Linked DNA regions of Homo sapiens: region 2 is linked to region 1. Evidence: chromatin loops called from intact Hi-C (ENCODE). Cell type or tissue: PC-9. All regions are shown on one strand. Links, peaks and the distances in the headings refer to the core of each region. The heading gives the core; the rest is flanking DNA.

What was found. Hi-C counts contacts between places; a loop is a spot of excess contacts. Peaks named below come from ENCODE experiments on the same cell type or tissue, not always from the same donor. Only the 100,000 strongest peaks of a DNase experiment are listed, where the experiment ranks them.
Region 2: a loop joins it to region 1, with 3 times the contacts of the local background. A loop is called at or near these places in 9 of 110 quality-filtered maps.

Annotation. Positions count from the first base shown.
Region 1 is chr6:154,340,294-154,347,730 of GRCh38, reverse strand. All of the region lies in intron 1 of IPCEF1 (interaction protein for cytohesin exchange factors 1), which reads left to right. Among named protein-coding and RNA genes, the nearest start is that of IPCEF1, 13 kb to the left of the region's middle. RefSeq lists an enhancer at 4,499-5,431. In PC-9, for the core only: a CTCF peak has its summit at 3,551; a DNase peak (open chromatin) is centred at 3,750; H3K4me3 peaks cover 1,143 bases; H3K27ac peaks cover 620 bases.
Region 2 is chr6:154,285,921-154,293,357 of GRCh38, reverse strand. It overlaps IPCEF1 (interaction protein for cytohesin exchange factors 1), which reads left to right. Exons shown (of 12, transcript NM_001130700.2): 2 at 3,602-3,645. Among named protein-coding and RNA genes, the nearest start is that of IPCEF1, 67 kb to the left of the region's middle. In PC-9, for the core only: a CTCF peak has its summit at 3,347; DNase peaks (open chromatin) are centred at 1,087 and 3,307; H3K27ac peaks cover 1,694 bases.

The DNA.
Region 1 (7,437 bases), core at 1,430-6,429:
CTTTCTGGGCAGTAGGAGCCACTGAGGTGAGCCTTAGAGCAAGGCAGAAAATAGAGTCCAAGAGGACCCCTTCTTTCTATAGGCTGGTGAAAAAGTAGTCTTTAATGGCAAAACCTGCAACTACTTTTGCACCAACCTGATAATTGCAGCTTTTCCAACAGGCCATGCAGGGCTTCCCCAGCCCCACTGGCTGTGTGGCACATGGAGGTAACATGTACTGTCCTCTTGCTGTCTGCAAGGGACGGTGTTAAAGGCTTTACATTCATTATCTAATTTTTTAATCAAATAGCTCTAGGAAGTGCTGTTATTATTAACTAGTTCCCTTTCTCTGATGAGAAAACACAGGTTCAGGGAACTTCAAACCTGGCTCAAGGTCACCCAGAAATAGTACAGTCAGGGTTCCAACCCCAGCAGTTTGACTCTGGGGTCAGAATTTGAGCCTAGGCTTATTTGACCTGAGCGTCCAGTATATAGCTGTCCTGAGGGAATATACTATAATATAAGGAAAAGGATGCTACATAATTTCTTATTTTTGGATAAGGTTGCTTTGTGCTTGTCCACCTTTCCATTCCTGGAGCTGAGAATGTGTATAATCCAACCCCAGAGAGGCCAGAGGAAGCCTGTTTGGGTGAATAATGATTTTAGGAGTGCTCAGCCCAGATTTGCCTGAGCCTTGAGGAAAATCTCATTCCCAAAGACACTTCCAGATCAAAGCTGAGGAGAATTGGGGTTGAGGGTGATGGAGCATTTGTTTCTAATAATATAGATTGAAAAGGGGAAGAAAACAGAGATTAAAAAATAGGAAGGCAGAGTTTTGAGAGGATATGCTTGGATAGGGATAGAGTCTGGCCACCCAAATCTTACGTTGAACTGTAATCCAAATTGTAATCCCCACGTGTTGGGGGAGGAAACTTGTGGGAGGTGATTAGACCATGGGGGCTGTTCCTCATGTTGTTCTCATGATAGTGAGTGAGTTCTCACAAGATCTGATGGTTTTATAAGAGGCTTTACCTTGCTTTGCTCTGCACTTCTCTCTCATGCTGCCATGTGAAGAAGGACATGTTTGCTTCCCGTTCCACCATGACTGTAAGTTTCTTGAGGCCTCCCTGGCCATGCAGAGAACTGTGAGTCAATTAAACCTCTTTCCTTTATAAATTACCGAGTCTCAGGTATTTCTTCATAGCAGCATAAGAATGGACTAATACAGATAGTCCATCCATTCTTTCTAATTATTATACAACCAGAAAAAGTTCTTGAATGAAAGAAAAGATTAGTATATGCCAATTTAGAAAAAAGGAGGGAAGAAATAATCTCTTTAGGCAAACACTTTGAATTCAACCTCATAGTAAAATGTGTTATCAACTTTCTTGATATCTAGAGCTTAAATTTTTTAAAATAATTATTTTTCCTTAGTACATATAGAATGCATTTTATTGCCAATGATACAGATAAGCAAGGAGAAGATAAATACTTTTCATGATCCTATAACCTTGAAATAATTATAGTTAACATTTTGATGTAAAATCTTCAATGTTTTTGCTTTTTAATAATGTACATGTGAGGCCAGGTGCAGTGGCTCACAGCTGTAATCCTAGCACTTTGGGACACTGAGGTGGGCAGAGGGCATGAGCTCAGGAGTTTGACACCAGCCTGGGAAACATGGTGAAACCCTGTCTTTACCAAAAAGTATACAAAAAATTAGCCAGGCGCGGTGGCACATGCCTGTGGTTTCAGCTACTTGGGAGGCTGAAGCGGGAAGATTGCTTGAGCCTGGGAGGTGGAGTTTGCAGTGAGCCGAGATAGCACCACTACACTCTAACCTGGGTGACAGAGTGAGACCCCATCTCACAAAAAAAGTGTGTGTTTACAAAAAAAATGAGATAAAAGTGTATTTTAATATATTAAAACCATATTCCTAACACATTATATATTTTAGATATAATAATTTACCATATGGGGTACAGTAACCAAAGTTTTTGAATGGATAAGTGAAGAGATTTCTTTCTTTATGATAACTGACCATAGGAAAGCTCAGATATTCAGAATTATTAAATACTGTGAAGAATTGACAAATCTAACACGTTTTCAACCAAAAAATGATGAGCAGTCACGTAAAACAAAAGAAAGCAGAAGTTAATGAAAGAACAAAAAGTGGTTGAGGCATGGTTTGGGAGGTGTCATAGCAGGTGGCAGCAGCTCTCTTTTGGAAAGTGGATTATTCTTAATTGGCTTGTATTTTTTTGCGATCTTATATTGGTGCTTCGTGGTCCTGGAGACTAGTAGGGCTCTGATCGCCATGTGATTTTAAGCTTGTCAATATCATCACACACACAAAATTTCTGAGTTTTCTGACTGTAAGAAAGATAATGTCTTAAGCCTAGAATTTCTGTTCAGTCCCCTGAGACATTCATCCCTATTCAGCAAATATTTGTGTAAATTTTCTCTGTATTAGGCATTGTGAAGAATATAAAATAAGTATTAGAAAATAATAGTTACTACAAATATCTTACTAATTTACAGTGACAACAAAACACACACATGAAACATTAAACAAAAGAACCGACTGGATACGGTGGCTCATGCCTGTAATCCCAGCACTTTGGGAGGCCAAGGCGGGTGGATCACCTGTGGTCAGGAGTTTGAGACCAGCCTGGGCAACATGTTGAAACCCTGTCTCTACAAAATGTATTAAAATTAGCTGGGTGTGATGGCGTGCACTTGTGGTCCCAGCTACATGGGAGGCTGAGGATGGAGGATCCCTTGAACCCAGGAAGAGGAGATTGTGCCACTGCACACCAACCTGGGTGACAGAGTGAAACCCTATCTCCAAAAAGAACAACAACAACAAAAGACCCAAAGTGACATGTGATTGTCATGGTAAACAGTGTAGAGAATAAGTATGCTAAAAGTTAGAGAGAGCATGATCCAGGAGCCTGTAATGGTGGAGAAAAAAGTTGAATAATAACTTCTGTTCTGTTGAGAAAAAAAGGGCAAAGTTTCAGGTTGGGGGAGAAGAGAGGGATGACCATGAAAGTCAGTAGGAAAATGCAGGCTCAGAGCTCTCCCCTGGCGCCATCTGTGATGGTAGTTGGTATTCGTGCTCCGGCATATTGAGCACTCCTATACCGGGAAGAATCCTGGACCACAGGAGGGAAGATCTTTATGCTGCCAGTTGCTAAACCTGTGAACATGGGGTTGTTTTCTTCATGTCTTAGTTTCTCCATTTGTGAAACGGGGAGCCTCATATCTTTACATGCCCCAAAGTCACTGGGGTTTCTATAAGATAATGTGTGTGAATGAGATTTTTCAGTTGAAAAACAGGATGTAAGTATCTTTGGTGATAATGATTTACTGGATATACAGATGGAAGAAAAGCACAAAACCAGGACATGAAAGGACAGTGAAGTAGTCATGATATGGCTCCGACGAGTGGAGGAACACCAGGGATCTTGACTCATGTGAATTAGATAAAACGACACGGACACACGTGGAGTGGTTTTAAGGAGCAGATGATTTAATAGGCAAGAGAAAAGGGAGAAGAAAGAAAGAAGCAGTTCCCCTGTACACAGACAGAGGGAGAGGTGCTCCAAAACTGAGAGAGGAGACTCGGAGTGTGGTGGATACCAGCCAGTTTTATGAGGAGGCTAGAGGAGGAGGTGTCTGATTTGCATAGGGCTCAGGGGATTGGTTTGACTAGGCATGTCATTCACGTAGCCTGCACAAAAACTGGCCCTCCCACCTTAGTCTTTTAATATGCAAATGCAGGGCGCCTTGATGTTCTACACACGTGGGGATATGTGAGGTCGGCCATGCTGCCAGGCACACCACGGGGCAAGGGCAAGAGGACATGTGGGAATCTCCATGTTGGGTGGACCCAGTTTCTAATGGCCTGCATTTGCATATCAAAGGTTGCCAGCCCAGTTCTAAGAGCCGGGCTTTCCTGTTAGACAAGAAACGTTTCTGGAGCTGCTTTAAAAGGGACGAAAACTTTCCAAGGACCTCTTTTCCTCTCTATCTGCCTAAAATAATTTCTCAACAACACCTACAGCAGTCACAGCACACCTGGGTCAATGTGAGTAATTTTAGAGACAGAGTGAGTGCATAATTGGGTCAGATTGGCGGAGGAAAGAAGGCTGGTTGATAGGTTGAGGCCACTGAGACTTCTCTGATCAACATGGAGAAATGGTGGGAAGTGAGGCGACTTGGGGAGGAAAAGCTTTCCCAGGGAAGTGGAGCATTTTGGAAGTTTGATGATAGGGAGAGTTTTCATACACTTGTATTGCACCTAATAAAATGGCACTTTCCTGAGTTTTGTAGGCAAAGCATGATGTTAAATCTTTTAACATCTTCTTTCCACTAATTGAATAGGAGGAAAAGGAAATTTCTTCTTTTTCTTCTTATTTCACTTATTTCCCTTTTGTAGCCCTAGAAGCACATGACATAATGCTCAACAAAAAGATGCAGTGGCTTTGAGAAAATATTATGATAACCGAAATGAGTGACTGAGGGAAAGGGCTCAATGAATTGAGGCTTATTAGGCCAGCTTTAGGGCGTTTCTGGGAAAAACTCGAGCCACAGACACACCTGTGGCTGTTTTCTCTATCTCTCTCTCTCTTTTATAGCGTCTGGCTCTTTTGCCGAGGCTGGAGTGCAGTGGTGGTATCTCAGCTCACTGCAGCCTTCAGCTCCTGGGCTCAAGTGATCCTCCTGCCTCAGCCTCCTGAGTAGCTGGGACTACAGGCCCATGTGACCAAGCCTTACTAGTTTTCTTGTGTATTTTCTGTAGAGACAGGGTCTTGCCGTATGCCCAGGCTGGTCTTAAACTCCTGGACTCAGGTGATCCACTGGCCTCAGCCTCCCAAAGTGCTGGGATTACAGGCATAAGCCACCATACTCAGCCTTGCAGCTGTTTTTCTGAAGAGATATTTAGGAGGTTTAGTATTTACACATTTCCTTAAACGGGGAAGGAGGCTAGACGCAGTGGCTCATGCCCGTAATCCTAGTACTTTCAGAGGCTGAGGCAGGAGGATCACTTGAGACCAGGAGTTTGAGACCAGCCTGAGTAACAGCAAAATCCAGCCTTGCCTGCCTCCCCCTCCTCAGCCCCTCACCCTGCCACTGTTTCTACAAAAATTGAAAAAAATTGCCAGGTGTGGTGGTGCATGCCTGTGATCCCAGCTACTCAGGAGGCTGAGGTGGGAGGATCACTTGAGTCGCAAAAGTCAAGGCTGTAGTGAGCTATGATCATGCCACTGCTCTCCATCCTGAAAAGGGGGAAGGCATGTAGGGAGAGGGGTGAGTAGGTAGTAAGAGGAATGGTTACATTCTTGTGAGACTTTAGTCAATGCCCAGAAATCTACATTTTACATAAGACAAGGTGAATAATAAAATTTAAAAAAGGGAGTAAAGGAAGACTCAGTTATGCAGAGGTCTTTGGGTAAGTGGAGGTATGATTGATCTTGTCTTTGTTCTGTACCTGGGAAAATAAGCTTGTAATGACGTTATTGGTGTGGAATCAAACAGACTTCAGGTTTAGGAGCTAGACTTAGACTGCAGACCTAAAGTGTAATTGGCATGTCCATGCTTATGGGAGGCCAGCAAAGAATTTACTTCAAATGATCTGTGGGAGCAGTCTCGGGAGACGCCTGAGGCCTTTTGCCTTTCTATGGGAGTCTGGGTAATGCATGCCAGTAACGGCTATTCATTTGGAAAAGGATGTTGCATGACTCAACCTCTATGCTTAACCTCTTTGACATAAGGGGTTTGGGAGTCCTGAGATACTTAAATTTTCCTTTACGTTATCAATCCAAGTGGGTAGCAGCTGAAGCTCAGGCAGCAGTTCAAGGCTTACACATCACACTCTTCTTTTTAGGTGAAGGCATACAGACATTATAAATTATTAAGGTTTAATATAATCAACTCAGAATGATGGTAATGATAAAACACATCCACACAATCTGTAAAGGTTCATTCCAACTTTAGTGTTTGTGTAATTTCTTCCCTAATCATTTAATAGATTTCACAATTAGTTTTATCTTTCCTTACGCATTGAACCTTCCAGTGGACACAGGAAAAAGAGCCAAAAGGAGGAAGAAAGATGAAAAAGGAGGAAGCTTGGGAAATTCACACACTCTATTAAAAGATCCGGAACTGATTTAGCCTGGCAAACTTCCTGCGTGTTTTGTTCATTGCACTCTATTCAGACCCCTCTCAAAGGTTCCATTTTGGTCAAATCTAGGATCTTTCTCATGCTAATCTTTCTGGATTCAGCATTCCTTTCAATATCAATCATAACCTCCATCCCCAAATGATCCCTTCTGTAGGCTTCAAGCCCCAAGGGCTTTCAGCCTCTTCCACCCTGGCGACTTGTACTCCATCTCTCTTGAATTTTTTCTTTTAACTATGGACTCTTATTTGATTTAGTTCTTGGCACCCTGTGTTGCTGTCCCTAGTGTGAAAGGAAAATATCTTGAGCCCCCAAAATCACTAAGCTAAGAGGAAAACTCAAGCTGGAAACTGCTTAGGGCAAACCTGTCTCCCAGTCTATTCAAAGTTATTCCTTTGCTCACTGTGATAAATGCATATCTGATGGCCTCCTTTGGAAAGGCTGATCAGCAACTCAGAAGAATGCAACAGCTTGTCTCTCACCTATCTGTGACCTGGAAGCCCCCTCTCCACTTTGAGCCTTCCTGCCTTTGCTTCAAGTTGTTCTGCCTTTTGGACCTAACCAATGTACTTCTTACATATATATACACTTTGTATATATGATATATAAATATAATATGTGTACATACACACACACACACATATATATACACACATATATATATTTCTTTTTTTTTTTTTGAGACGGAGTTTTGCTCTTGTTGCCCAGGCTGAGTGCAATGGCATGATCTTTGCTCACCGCAACCTCTGCCTCCTGGGTTCAAGCGATTCTCCTGCCTCACCCTCTTGAGTAGCTGGGATTACAGGTATGTGCCACCACGCCTGGCTAATTTTGTGTTTTTAGTAGAGACAGGGTTTCTCCATGTTGATCAGGCTGATCTCGAACTCCCAACCTCAGGTAATCCGCCCACCTCGGCCTCCCAAAGTGCTGGGATTACAGGCGTGAGTCACCGCGCCTGGCCCTTCTTACATATTTTAATTGATGTCTCATGTCTCTCTAAAATGTATAAAACTGGCTGGGCGCAGTGGCTCATGCCTGTAATCCCAGCACTTTGGGAGGGCTGAGGTGGGCAGATCACCTGAGTTTAGGAGTTTGAGACTAGCCTGGCCAACATGGCAAAACCTGTCTCTACTAAAAACACAAAAATTAACTGGGCATTGGTGGTGCACGCCTGTAATCCCAGCTACTAGGGAGGTTGGGGCGGGAGAATTGCTTGAACCGGGGAGGCAGAGGTTGCAGTGAGCCGAGATCACACCACTGCACTCCAGCCT
Region 2 (7,437 bases), core at 1,016-6,015, 54 kb after region 1:
ATGGTACATCTGAGTCTGATGCCACCCAGATAAGCATCTGCAGTTGCGCTGACCTGGACTTGGGTTGTATTGCTTTTTAGATTTCAGTATCACTCTAAACCTTGTCTGGCTTTTGCCAGCTTCAGTACCCTTGACCTATAGGTTGGGAAACCTGTTTGTTTCTCTTTCTGGCTGGAATGTCTATTTAGAGATTCATGTTATAAGTTGTGACTCAAGTTACATACACCGATTCCCAAACTTTTCTTGACTTGATTCTTAACTAAACAGCACTGCGATTGTGAGGCCCCCACGGCAAAAAGTAAATAAGAAAAACTACCTAATTTAATATGCTGGAAAGTTTTTGTAAACATACAGATGACTCCTTCAGGAAATACTGTTTTCATTGCTTTGGAATGTAGGAGGAAGTGACATAAGATCTTGTTCTGGGGAGAAAGAAAGAGCTGGTATATCATTAGTTGCACCAAAGCAAAGGCAAAAACATGAAGAAAAGCCAATCACTTTGAGTGTTAGCTTACTCAATACAGCTAATACTCATTTATTTTAACATATCGCCCACTTTTAAGTTAATACCCATTTTTTCCACTGTTTCTGGTTTAACTCTTATAATTTGAAATAATTATGGTTGAAAAAATGTTTAGATAAATCATGATACCTCACTACCTTGTAGTTTAACACAACAAAATAAGAACTGTAAGGCAAAGAGTTTGGACAACAGGGAGTACAGGTTACAAAAGAGAAAAAGGGATCTAGATTTATTTGACCTGAAAATAGAGTTTCTTACTCTAGGGTGATTTTTACGGTAATTCTATACTTAAATTTTGGCCACTGAGCTAGACTTGCTGGTTGTATGAACTTGGATAAAATTCTATTCAAAAGAGGAAAGATGACCAAAATAAAAAACCTACCTCATGCGATTGTAGCGCAAATTTCATAAATTAATCCATATCAAAGCATTTTGTAAATTGCAAACTGTGACACTAAATTTAGTTTATATGAGGCAATCACTAAGTGTTACTAAGTGATTGAAAGAAAATATTAATCCAACCTGTTATGTGGTTTTCCTAATGTATACAAAGAAGGAAAGCATTCCAACCTGTGAGTACCTCTGCCAAAAATGTTTAACTTAGTTGTGAAGGAACAGTCAGTCAAATCCATATTGAGGGGTGTTAGGCAAAGCAACTGGCCTGGACTCTACAAAAACATGTCCTGAAAGGTAAAAGGAGACCGTAGACATGCCTTGGTGATCCCTGATTAAATCCAGGATTTAAAATAAAATATAACAAATCTTCCACACTGAAACAGACATCAGTGATACAATTGGAACATTTGGACTGTATAGTGATTGCATTTTGTCAATTTAAAATTTCCTGAGTGTGGCCAGGCGCGATGGCTCAAGCCTGTAATCCCAGCACTTTGGGAGGCCGAGGCGGGTGGATCACGAGGTCAGGAGATCCAGACCACCCTGGCTAACACGGTGAAACCCCGTCTCTACTAAAAACACAAAAATTAGCCGGGCGTGGTGGTGGGCACCTGTAGTCCCAGCTACTTGGGAGGCTGAGGCAGGAGAATGGCGTGAACCCAGGAGGCGGAGCTTGCAGTGAGCCGAGATTGTGCCACGGCTCTCCAGCCTGGACGAGAGTGCGAGACTCCATCTCAAAAAAAAAAAAAAAAAAAAAACCTTTCCTGAGTGTGATCATTATTAATAACTATAGTGGGATCATTGCTCTTAGGAGGTACATGCTGAAGTATATAGGGGTGAACCATCTTTATGTCTACAAGTGACTCAAATGGTTCAGCAAAATATTTAGATATGCAGAGAGATAAAGCAAATGTGGAAAAGTGTCATAATTTGGGAATCAAGGTGAAGGCCATCTAGGTGTTCATTGCTACCTATTCCTACAAGCTTTCTATAGTTTTAAACATTTTCAAAATAAAATTTTGGAAAAAAAATTTAAAAAGAAAAAAATCCAAGTACTCAAGTAGATTGAGTTATTAAAATACAGATCTTGAAATATGTCCTTTGCAGAACATGTTTTCCTACAATTTTATTTTTCTGTGAGATGCAAATATATAGATTTTAAAAAATAAAAATCTGTGTTTTTATAAATGTATGCTTTTAGGCAATGAATAGAATTATTGTTACTAATTTGAAATATATTCCCACTGGGCTGGGTGCAGTGGCTCATGCCTGTAATCCCAGCACTTTGGGAGGCCGAGACGGGTGGATCACGAGGTCAGGAGTTCAAGACCAGCCTGACCAACATGGCAAAACCCTGTCTCTACTAAAAATACAAAAATTAGCCAGGCGTGGTGGCAGGTGCCTGTAATCCCAGCTACTCAGGAGGCTGGGGCAGGAGAATCACTTGAACCTGGGAGGCGGAGGTTGCAGTGAGCTGAGATTGTGTGTGCCACTGCATTCCAGCCTGGGCCACAGAGTGAGACTCTGTCTCAAAAAAAAAAAAAAGGCAATATATTCCTACTGGAAAAATTCCAGGAAAATAGATAGAAGTTCTCAATCTATGTGCACATCTTTCGTGGTATTTAAAAGTGAAGTAAAAATGTATCATGGGGTGTGTTCAAAAGGATAAAACATTATTTTTACTGTCCTCTTTAGAAAAAATTAAATGTTGAGGATCTCAGTTTAATGATTTTTTGATAATTTGCTACCCAGATCTTCTTTCCTATGAGAGAAAACTTTTGTTTTCATATTTTGAGAGAGACAGTGGGAAGTTATTGTTAGCAGAGGTGAATCTGTGCAGGTCTGCACCAACTTGATTCTTGCCTCCTCGAAGGAAAGAATTCAATTGAGGGGCATGACTTAGAGTGAGAGACTGAGGCAAGTTTTTGAGGAGTGAGAGCTTATTAAAAAGTTTTAGAGCAAGAACAAAAGGAAGTAAAGTACACTTGGAAAAGTGCCAAGCGGACAACTTGAGAGATCCAAGTACCCTGTTTGATCTTTGACTTGGGGTTTTATACATCAGCATGGTACAGGGGTTTCTGTCTCTCCTACCCTGATTCTTCCCTTGGGGTGGGCTTTCCGCATGTGCAATGGCCTGCCAGACGTTGGGAGGGGAGCATGCTCAGTGTGTTTGCTGAAGTTGCATGCATGCTCACTTGAGGCATTTTTCCCTTACCAGTCGAGTGTTCCCAGAGGGAGGTCATATGCTAAACTCTGCCATTTTGCCCTTTAGTACACATACTTGGGCCCATTCGCCATCTCCTGAGATCTTATCAGGAAGCTGCTGATCACCAGCTTCAAGTGTTACTTATCTAATGGGAGACTGCCTGTCCCTGGCACCAGCTGCCACCAATTATTATTTTAGAGAGCCAGTTTAACAACTACCTGACCATCCCCTGGTGGTTTAACATTGCCTGACATTCCTGGGTGGTGGTGGTGGTGGGACTTTCCTGAACTGTTTGTGTTTGCCTAGCTGTCTACCCTAACATTATCACGATGATCAACTTACTGTTCTGTTGCTTATTCTTGGGGTTGATGTGGTGGGATTCTGATTTTAACCCAGGTGATTGAGTCCAGGCAGAAATCTCATGACTCACTTTTTTTTCCTCTCTCTCTCTTTTTTTTTTTTTTTTTTCCATAAAGGTCAAAGGCAACAGAACTGGACCAAGAAAATTCATAACTTTTTGGTATGTAATTGAAAATTCTTTGCAACGAATTCTTTCTCTTTAGTGATATTTATGACTTGAAAAGCTTGAGTTTCACTTTGTTATTCTAGTTTGTGAATCAAATTAGTGTAGCCTAGGTATGTTTATCCCTAGTCTAGGATTTATGCAGAGGGAAGTTGATAGCATTACTGACTATCTTTGGTCCTCCGAAGATTATTTTTCAGTGGGAGAATTAAGTAATTTATTTATTTATTTATTTATGGGTTGATTTTTTTTTTGCTTCTCTAAGAGTAAGGAATATACCACGACTATCAAAGTACTTTATAACTATAATTATGTGAAGAGTCTATTTTACAAGCAATTGCATGTTTAGATGCCCAAGTATAAACTGAATGCTCTAGAAATGGAGTACTTACTGATTTAAATTTACTAATAATAACAATTAAATATTTATATTTAATAATTATAGTAGAAGAGTAAAACAATCTGAAGATGTCCCCACCTCTAAAGTTTATAAGTTTACTCCTAATGATCTAGGAAAGACTGGAGTTGAATACCTGTGTAATTCTTCTCATTATTACTCTGATTTTCTATTATAAAATGATTTTAAAAGAATTATATGTCTTAGCTCCTCACTGAGGTATACATCTTTTATTTGGTTTAACTCTTGTTTGTTTGTTTGTTTTTGAGACAGTGTCTCACTTTGTCCCCCAGACTGGAGTGTAGTGGCATGATCGTGGCTCACTGCAGCCTTGACCTCCCAGGCTCAGGTGATTCTCTCACCTCAGCCTCCCAAGTATGCCACCATGCCCAGCTAATTTTTAAAATTTTTTGTAAAGAGGGGGTCTCGTTATGTTGCCCAAGCTGATCTCTCACTCCTGGCCTCAAGTGATCTTCTTGCCTCGGCCTCCCAAAGAACTAGGATTATAGGCGTGAGCCATTGTACTAAGCCTTAATTCATTTTTTTCCAAAGATGAAACACAACTTTAAACTTGCTGGGGAATTCAAAGGAAGCATTCTTTTTACAGTTTTTTTTTTTTTTTTTTTTTTTTTTTTTGTTTTTTTTGTTTTTTAGACAGAGTCTTGCTCTGTCTCCAGGCTGGAGTGCGGTGGCACGATCTCGGCTCACTGCAACCTCGGTCTCCTGGGTTCAAGCGATTCCCCTGCCTCAGGCTCCCTGGTAGCTCGGACTACAAGCGCCTGCCGCCACACCGGGTTAATTTTTTGTAGTTTTAGTAGAGAAGGGGTTTCACCATGTTGGCCAGGATGGTCTCGATCTCCTGACCTCGTGATCTGCCCGCCTCGGCCTCCCAAAGTGCTGGGATTACAGGCGTGAGCCACCGCGCCCGGCCGCCCACAGTTATCTATTAAGGACACATCTTTCTGTGACTGTATAGATATAACTGAAATCCTGGTAATTTTTCAGAAAGTATTAGCGTATTAACTTAAATGCTATTATTTTCTATGACCCAGACAATAATCACTATTGTCCTCAGTATGTAGTTTCTACCATTTCCAATTATGTTACAACTGTCTTTGAAACACTGTTAGTCATAACTCATTAGTCACCATTGTGCTTTTTGGTGACCATTGCCCTTCTCTTTCTTTTTCTGTAGTTATTAAAACCCGTTGTCCTGGTTGTCCAACTCATGGACATACAAATTAGCTTTGGTGCATACCTTAGCTGTATAGACGTCTTCTAAGACATAAATTCTATTGTTTCAACATGTATATAAAAGATACGCATTTACTGATGAGTCAGGCAGTAAGATGTCTGCATTGTCTTCTGCAGTAAAGAATGCTTTATTTACCATAAAATTTGATGTTTTGTTGAGGAATTTTAAGTGATGCTTTTTATATTCATATTTTTCATTGATGATATGCAGAACTGGTTACCCTAAGGTATTGACAAAAGTGGGTGATTTTACTATCTTCAAAAGTTGTCAAGTATGTTTTCTAGTATAACACTTCTGGCTCTCAGATTAGGGACCTCCCCATCACAGTGGGCATCTAGTAAGAGCATGGCTTGTTATAAGAAGCTGTGTTTGTTGGAAGACTGAATTCGATGAACTTTATAGTCTCTTGTAATAAAATAAGAGATAGCACAATGGTACAAAGGGGAGGCTCTGAGCTCAGAGGGCTGGGGTTTGAATCTTATCTCTGACACAAATACACACCAATCTGTATGACCTTGGGCAAACTGCTTAACCTTTATGCACTTCGCTTTCCTCATCTGTTAAATGGAGACAGTAATAGCACCCATAGCTGGTGTAAGGATTTAATGAGTTAATATGAATATAGCTCTTAGAACAATATCTGGTGCATTGTTAAGCACTTAATAAATATTAGTTATGATGGTGTATTAGTCCATTCCCACACTGCTATAAAGAACTACCTGAGACTGAGAAATTTATAAAGAAAGGAGGTTTAATTGGCCCATAGTTCCACAGGCTGTACAGGAAGCATGGCTGGAGAGGTGTCAGGAAACTTACAGTCATGGTGGAAGGTGAAGGGGAAATAGGCACAATCTTCACATAGCAGAGCAAGAGAGAGAGAGAGAGAGAGAGAGAGAGGGAGAGAAGGGCAAAGTGCTACACACTTTTAATATTTTATTTATTTTTATTTTTTAATTTTAAAAAAAAGAAAGGGGGCTTTGCTATGTTGCCCAGACTGACCTCAAACTCCTGAGCTCGAGCAATCTGTTATACACTTTTAAACAACCAGATTTCTTGAGAACTCACTCACTGTCATGAGAACAAGGGGAAATCCACCCCCGTGATCCAGTCACCTCCCACCAGGCCCCTCCTTCAACACTGAAGATCATAATTCAACATGAGATTTGGGTGGGGACACGGGGCCAAACAATATCACGTGGTGATGAATGATCTTGTCATCGGCCCTGGCCTTTATTCCCAGCAACTTGTTTTTTCAGATGTCCTTGTGTACTGCCTCGGTTCCACCTGATGCTAACATGAAGGCAAAGTTCAGACTCTTCACCGCTTTCTACTGAAACTGACATTGTGGTGTCATTTCTTCCATCACACTGCTCTCCCCATTCCCCATTTTACAGCCTCCACCTCTCTTCTTCCCCTCCCTGCCTCATTGCAGGTCTTTCTACACACATCCAAACACTGCTGGATTTCAGATTTTATGACAAAGGGGCTTATTATGATATTTTTCTAGCAAAGTCAAATGTTTACATAAGAGAAAGTCTTGAACCAGCTACTAAGATAATAAAATGTCCTCCATCTTGATGCAAAAGCATGTTAACAATTTTCGTCTTTTACTCCTGTCATTAAGCAATACTAAAGGAATCTTGTTTATCTAGTCACTCTAATATGTTATAGACATAGTTCTTTTTAAAAAGTTTTTATTTTACTTTAAGTTCTGGGATACACGTGCAGAACATGCAGGTTTGTTACATAGGTATACATGTTCCATGGTGGTTTGCTGCATCTATCAACCCGTCATCTAGGTTTTAAGCCCCACATGCATTAGGTATTTGTCCTAATGCTCTCCCTCCCCTTGCCACCCCCCACCCCCAGACAGGCCCTGGTGTGTGACAGACATAGTTCTTGGTTCAAGGGTGTGTAGTGGGAGCAAACAGTTCATATTTAGTTTTCATTCACATGTGCCTACATTCTTGGCCCCATAATTATTTTGAGCTCTCCACAGATTTCTTAAGCACAGAATGCTTGTCTAATTATTTTGACATATTCCTGCTGGGCAGTAAATATTGTGAAGTTTTATGTGAATGCATTTGAACATCAGGTTATATTTTTCTTACTATTTTTTACTTGCTATGGCCTATGA